2 separate regions of the Mus musculus genome follow, and region 1 is linked to region 2. The links are chromatin loops, found by intact Hi-C in ENCODE. Cell type or tissue: heart. All regions are shown on one strand. Each heading gives the region's core, and the rest is flanking DNA. Links, peaks and the distances in the headings are about the cores only.

Evidence for each region. Peaks named below come from ENCODE experiments on the same cell type or tissue, not always from the same donor. Only the 100,000 strongest peaks of a DNase experiment are listed, where the experiment ranks them.
Region 1: it touches region 2 in a loop (2.9-fold over the local background); 5 of 42 quality-filtered maps call a loop at or near these places.

What each region holds. Positions count from the first base shown.
Region 1 is chr2:70,276,957-70,279,865 of GRCm38, reverse strand. All of the region lies in intron 23 of Myo3b (myosin IIIB), which reads right to left. Among named protein-coding and RNA genes, the nearest start is that of Sp5, 200 kb to the left of the region's middle. In heart, for the core only: a CTCF peak has its summit at 1,241 (motif pointing left); no DNase peak of the experiment used is centred there; H3K27me3 peaks cover 1,710 bases.
Region 2 is chr2:70,540,958-70,543,866 of GRCm38, reverse strand. All of the region lies in intron 1 of Gad1os (glutamate decarboxylase 1, opposite strand), which reads left to right. Among named protein-coding and RNA genes, the nearest start is that of Gad1, 20 kb to the left of the region's middle. In heart, for the core only: no CTCF peak of the experiment used is centred there; no DNase peak of the experiment used is centred there; H3K27me3 peaks cover 237 bases.

The sequences.
Region 1 (2,909 bases), core at 180-2,679, 260 kb after region 2:
CTAGATCATAAATTTATGTGTATATACATACTAATACTATACACATATATGCATATGGTAGAAATTGCCTCCAGGGACTTTAACACATATATGTGGAACCTAAATCTTGTGTTTAGACTTGGTTACATCTCCCAGACAGCTCATTATGCAGATGCAAATATTCTCAAATCAAAATCTAAGATTTTGAAAATCTGAAATCTGAAAGGCTTCTGCTCCCATCCATGTGGACAAGTGACCATCAGACACATTATTATCATTTACTGTGAACAACTCATGTAGGACTTAAAGCACAGCATCAGCATCAAAGGTGAGAGAAGAGATCTTCCCACCAGCTCTGTGAGCATCCATTAGTAAAAAGCAAGCGTGAACAGACATGGGCCAGCTCTGGGCCACGCGCACACGTTCCTGTGGCTGGCCACGCACATGCTTTCCTGTGGCTTACCTTTGAGGAGCCTCTCAGGCTCTCTCTTTCCTTCCTGATCTACCCTCCACCCTTTCTTCACCAACTCCAGTGTGTGAAGATATTTGTTTGCATTTTTACTTCCGGAGCTATTTTGTGCAACAGAAGGCAGACTTGTCAATGAAAGGAAAGGCTGCGACGTGTGCTTATGCAAGATGCCCAAGATTTCAAAGTTTTCATGAGTCTAGCACAGAGATGTCCAAATGTTTTCTCTGGTGATATCTTCAGAGGCTAAACTGTGATTAATAGCCTGCAAAGAACCCTTTGAAGGAGGATTGGTGACATCAAAGTCGTAATCCGGGGTGGCAGGAGCTTTATAATGAGTGGGAAGCATTTTAACACATTTCAAAGGATTTACAACACAAATAAACAATAGATCCCAGACACCAGGCCTGCTACACACACCTTCCAGAAACATAACCTATAAGAACTTTCCATTTTCATTTATATGTAAATACGGTTTTTCACACTCCTTTCAAATGGTAAGCATCCTTGGAGCTTCACCCCGACAGCACCTTCACACTGATCACCCCTTCTGACCCTGTGCTTCTGGGAAACTGTGATTACCAATGTTTCCTGGGTGGGGTGCGATCCTTGAGAAGAGGCAGTGATCCAATTGAGATTCTATGCAGGAATCTGAAGTAGGGCTTAAAGGCTCCCACCCCATTCTCCTGCTTCCTGCCTAACTGAAGGATTTTCACCTTCAGTTACCTCATAAGAATTGTCCCAAATGCGTGGCCATTGGTTTCTGTAATTCCACAGACTTCAGTGCCCTCTGCTGCCCCATCAGGCTGTCCGAGTTTGCTGCAGGGCACTGGCAGCCCAGAGCCAGCCCATGCCAACGTGAAAACTGCACCTTCCTGTCTGTCGATCCTACCAAAGGCCTGTGCTGAACCTGTCTCTGGTGCGGCTTTGTTTGAGGGAGTCTTCTATCCAAGTTAATGGCGGATGCTCCCTGGAAGGAACCTTTTTGAAGGTTCTCTCAGTTCTTTCACTGAAAGTATCAGCAAAGATTGATGAGAGAGAGAGTTCTATACACCCCACTTCCACATCTCCCTACACCCCACTTCCACATCTCCCTACACCCCACTTCTACAGCTCCCTACACCCCACTTCCACAGCTCCCTACACCCCACTTCCACCGCTCCCTATACCCCACTTCCACAGCTCCCTACACCCCACTTCCACAGCTCCCTACAGCCCACTTCCACAGTTCCCTATGCCCCACTTCCACAGCTCCCTACACCCCGCTTCCACAGCTCCCTACACCCCACTTCCTCAGCTCCCTTGCTGCTTTCACCTGCCTGGCCTGATGTTGGATGATCCCTACCTAATCCTAATGGAGAGTCTCACTTGGAATGACCTAACAGATTCAAACTTGATTTCTCAACTAATCTGACCTTGGTTCCTTCCTCCAAAGCTTTGGCCTTCCTTCCTGGCCAGAATCATAGTTTGTGCTGACACTGTGTGGGGAGCCCCCGGGGCAGACCTGTGCCTCTGTGAGGATTGCAATGACTTCAAATCTACTCACTGAAAGTTTCTAAGTCGGTTGCTAATAAAACATAAGGAGATAAATTCAGTAGTTGCGTAAAACATATTATAATATTTCATATGTTAGAAGATACTTACAATATCTTTCTATAACCATCTAAATCTGTAACAAGGACTTGTAGATTTGATACATGGAGGAAATTTAAAATAGCCACAGAATTTGGATAGCAGGAGCCCAAGGAGCAGAGAATGTGAACTATTAGATTTTGTCCTTGGTGGATTTTTTTTCTTTCTCCCTGGCATTTATCTATGACTTTAGGTATTGATATTAATAAATAGGCAGAGTGGGTGCACAAGTTCCCTGCCCATTTAGGCATCGCTAAATCCCTCATGAAGGGAGAATCGATGGTTATTTGGGAAGAAGTCATCATTTTGTGGAGTAAAGGAACAGAAAAGAAATAAGAAACCAGCCTGCCTGTGCCACACCTGCTCAACTGAAAGAAATGTAGAGAACTGTAACTCCTGCAGCGAGCCCGGAGGTGGAGACAGAAGAACCATCTGGAATCTCCTAGGCCACGTGGCTTGCAGGCTGTAGCATGGCGGAGGTAGGAGAGCCTGCCTTACCACGAGGGGCCGGAGAGTACTGGTTCATAAAAGCCATGCTCTGACTTCCACACATTTACCACGGCGAACACAGTCAGGCACACATCCGTCACACGAGCACTAACAGTAATGAGTGGATGAACTGGAAAGGAGGACAGACACAGAAAACTCAGTTTTCTGACCATACAACTTTATCTTTATGATACCTGTGGGAAATTCAGAATCCTAAAAAAAACAGCTTTGCTGGTTTTATACTGCTTTAGGATAACTTTTTTTCTTCAAATTGACTTATGTTATATGCATGAATATTTTGTCTGCATGAATGCTTGCTTGTTCATCATGTGCACACCTAGTG
Region 2 (2,909 bases), core at 175-2,674:
ATAAAGAAATTATTTAGGAATGATTTAACATTTTTTCTTAATTATCTCATAGCTAATTTAAAAGTGACAGAAATTTCTCAAACAATATTGAATCTTGGGGTTGGAGAGATGGCTCAGTGGTTAAGAGCACTGGCTACTCTTGCAAACGACTTCAGTTTGGCTTCCAGCACTCATATTAGGTGGCTCACAATCACCCGAAACTCAAGTTCCAGGGGACTCAATGTCCCCCCTGGACTCCAGAGGCAAATACATATACATTCAGACAAACAGACAGACAGGCTGGCACACCCAGAGACACACGCAATAAAATAAGTCTTAAAAAGTACAGAATTAGAAAAATAACATCAGTTGATGCATAAATACAAAGCCTTTCCAGTGTTATATCAAAAATACATTTATCTTTCTTTTCATTTATTAATTTGAGAGTACACATGTACACAGACACACACACACACACACATACATACATATGCCTATGTTAAGGACCAGCCTCGGCCTAGAGAGGGGTTCCTGAGGGAAGGGGTGTCTGGAAGCAGCGAAAACAAAAGACTCGAAGTCAAATTGTGGGTCCAAGCTGGTGGCTTATGTTCTGTTGAGGTGGCTTTCCAGATCTGCTCTGCTCTGCTCTTCTCTCTTCTCTGTCTGTCTGTCTGTCTGTCTGTCTCTCTTACTCTCTCTCTTCCACATGCTCTCTTTCCTGCTCTGCTCTAGACAGATTTCTCTTGCTATTCTGAAAACTATGGTTGACACATACAGCTTTCTGCTTCTAAAACTCTCTCTGCTTCTAAAAGCTCTCTGGATGGCTCATGGGTCTTCTGACCAAAGTCAGAAAACCAGCTATTGAGAAGGCTCTGCTGACTCCATGACAGTCTTCAAATTGGCAATTCTGGACTGGGCAAGCCCAGGCTTTAGCAGCTGCTCTGCTACCTGCCTGAGGCAAGAGCAATGGGTCAGCAGCAGTTTCCAGACTTTCTGACCTACTTGCTCAGCAACAGTTTACAGCCCCGGTGCCCGGGTTATGGAATGTCCCTAGAGATGGAGTAAGATGAAAGTCTGGAATTCCCTAATGTGCTTTATTTAATTCAGGCCTGTGAGCTCACTTGATTGTCTCTCTAGATTGGTAATGGGAGACCCCAGCATGGCAGAGTTCTGCAGAATAAAACACTCTGTATTTACATACTATTTGAGTTCGGGGTGTCATTCTTCTGAGAATCATGGACCCTTACACTATAAAAAAATTCTTGGATTTTTTGACTGAGTCAAAAATCCTGTTAGAGAAATTCTAAAACTAATTCTCCAGTTTCCTGATCAAAACCAGAAAGCCAGAAAAAAAAATCTTAAAGTTGTTTGCTCTTCCAGAAGCCTTCTTTGGATGCTAGAAAGCATTCTAAAAGAGCTGTGTTCACTCTCCATGGATTTTCTGACTAAAATCAGAAAAATTCTTATAGAAAAATATTCCTAAAGAGCTGTTTTCACTGTCCAGAGATGTTCAGATAGCTCAGATCTTGCTAGGGAAAAATTCTAAAAAAGAACTGCTATCACTTTCTGCTAGTTTAGCTCATGCAGACCAAAAGTCTGGGTTTTTATTTACATATCAATTCAGTTATTTATTCCAGGTTCCCCTTTGATTGTCTTATGAATAAGCATCCTGTTACCCAGCCCTTTGATTCTTAGGAGACAGCAAGCACTACTTTTCTTCTTTTCTTCTTCTTCTTCTTCTTCTTCTTCTTCTTCTTCTTCTTCTTCTTCTTCTTCTTCTTCTTCTTCTTCTTCCTCCTCCTCCTCCTCCTCCTCCTCCTCCTCCTCCTCTTCCTCCTCCTCCTCCTCCTCCTCCTCTTCTTCTTCTTCTTCTTCTTCTTCTTCTTCTTCTTCTTCTTCTTCTCATTGCAAAAGAATTCAGAGATCTACCTGCTTCAGTTACTACTTGACTAGGACCCTGCCTTGGAATTACCATTCCAACCAAGCCTGGACCTAAATTCGAACTGTTCCAGGATGACCTTGAACTCAGGAATCTGCCTGCATTTGTATCTGCCTGTGTATCTTTCTGACAAACTGGCTCATAGAGCAGCTACCTCTGTTCCTATAGATCTGTGAAGTTCCTTAGACAGTGCATATTACATCCTTATATTTTTGCATAGTTGAGACATTACATATTTTTAAACTCATGTTCTTAGAGTTCTTTTGTACACCCTTAGGGGTTGCCCTGAAGGTCCCAGAGACAAACTGTCCTGAAGGTACCATTTTGCTGAGGCATCAGCCACACCTTTGCCTCCCAGACTCAAGCTGTCTCCAATTATCAAGGAGTCATTAACGTTAACAGGGAGGACTTTCCTCTGAGGAATGTGAAAATATGTACATTATTATACAAACAAACCTCCCATCTGCTGCAGCCATCGACACTTGTGAAGGCCCATACCTGCTAGCCTTGTCCCAGGGGCAGGAACCGTGTCATTCTGTCGCTACCAAGGGCCCCACCCCACCCCATCCCTTTATTTTCCAGTTGCTGGGATACAGTCATGGAAACACCAATGTCCTGTCTCATGAACATGGAGGTTACTCTCCCTGCCAGGGAGCAGAAGCAGATCCTGACACATGCTACATCAGCAGTGACTTCCATTCTTTTAAGGCTTGATGTGGTGGTCACTGAAAGGGGATTGAAAGCACAGCTGTTGAGCCATGATGTCACAGAGGCGAATCCAGACAATGCAAATAGGTAACCCATGCTGGAGAAAACTATTTACCCTCACCGCCTCATTTTTCTCACCTGTAAAATGGTGATATTAACATGCTACATAGGGTTGTAAGATTATATAAAGTATGTAGAGCATACTTTATGCTCTACCTACTCTGTGTTCCTGACACACTCTATCTCTTCCATGCTTCCCTCTCTAAGTGGCCAGCCTTGGACT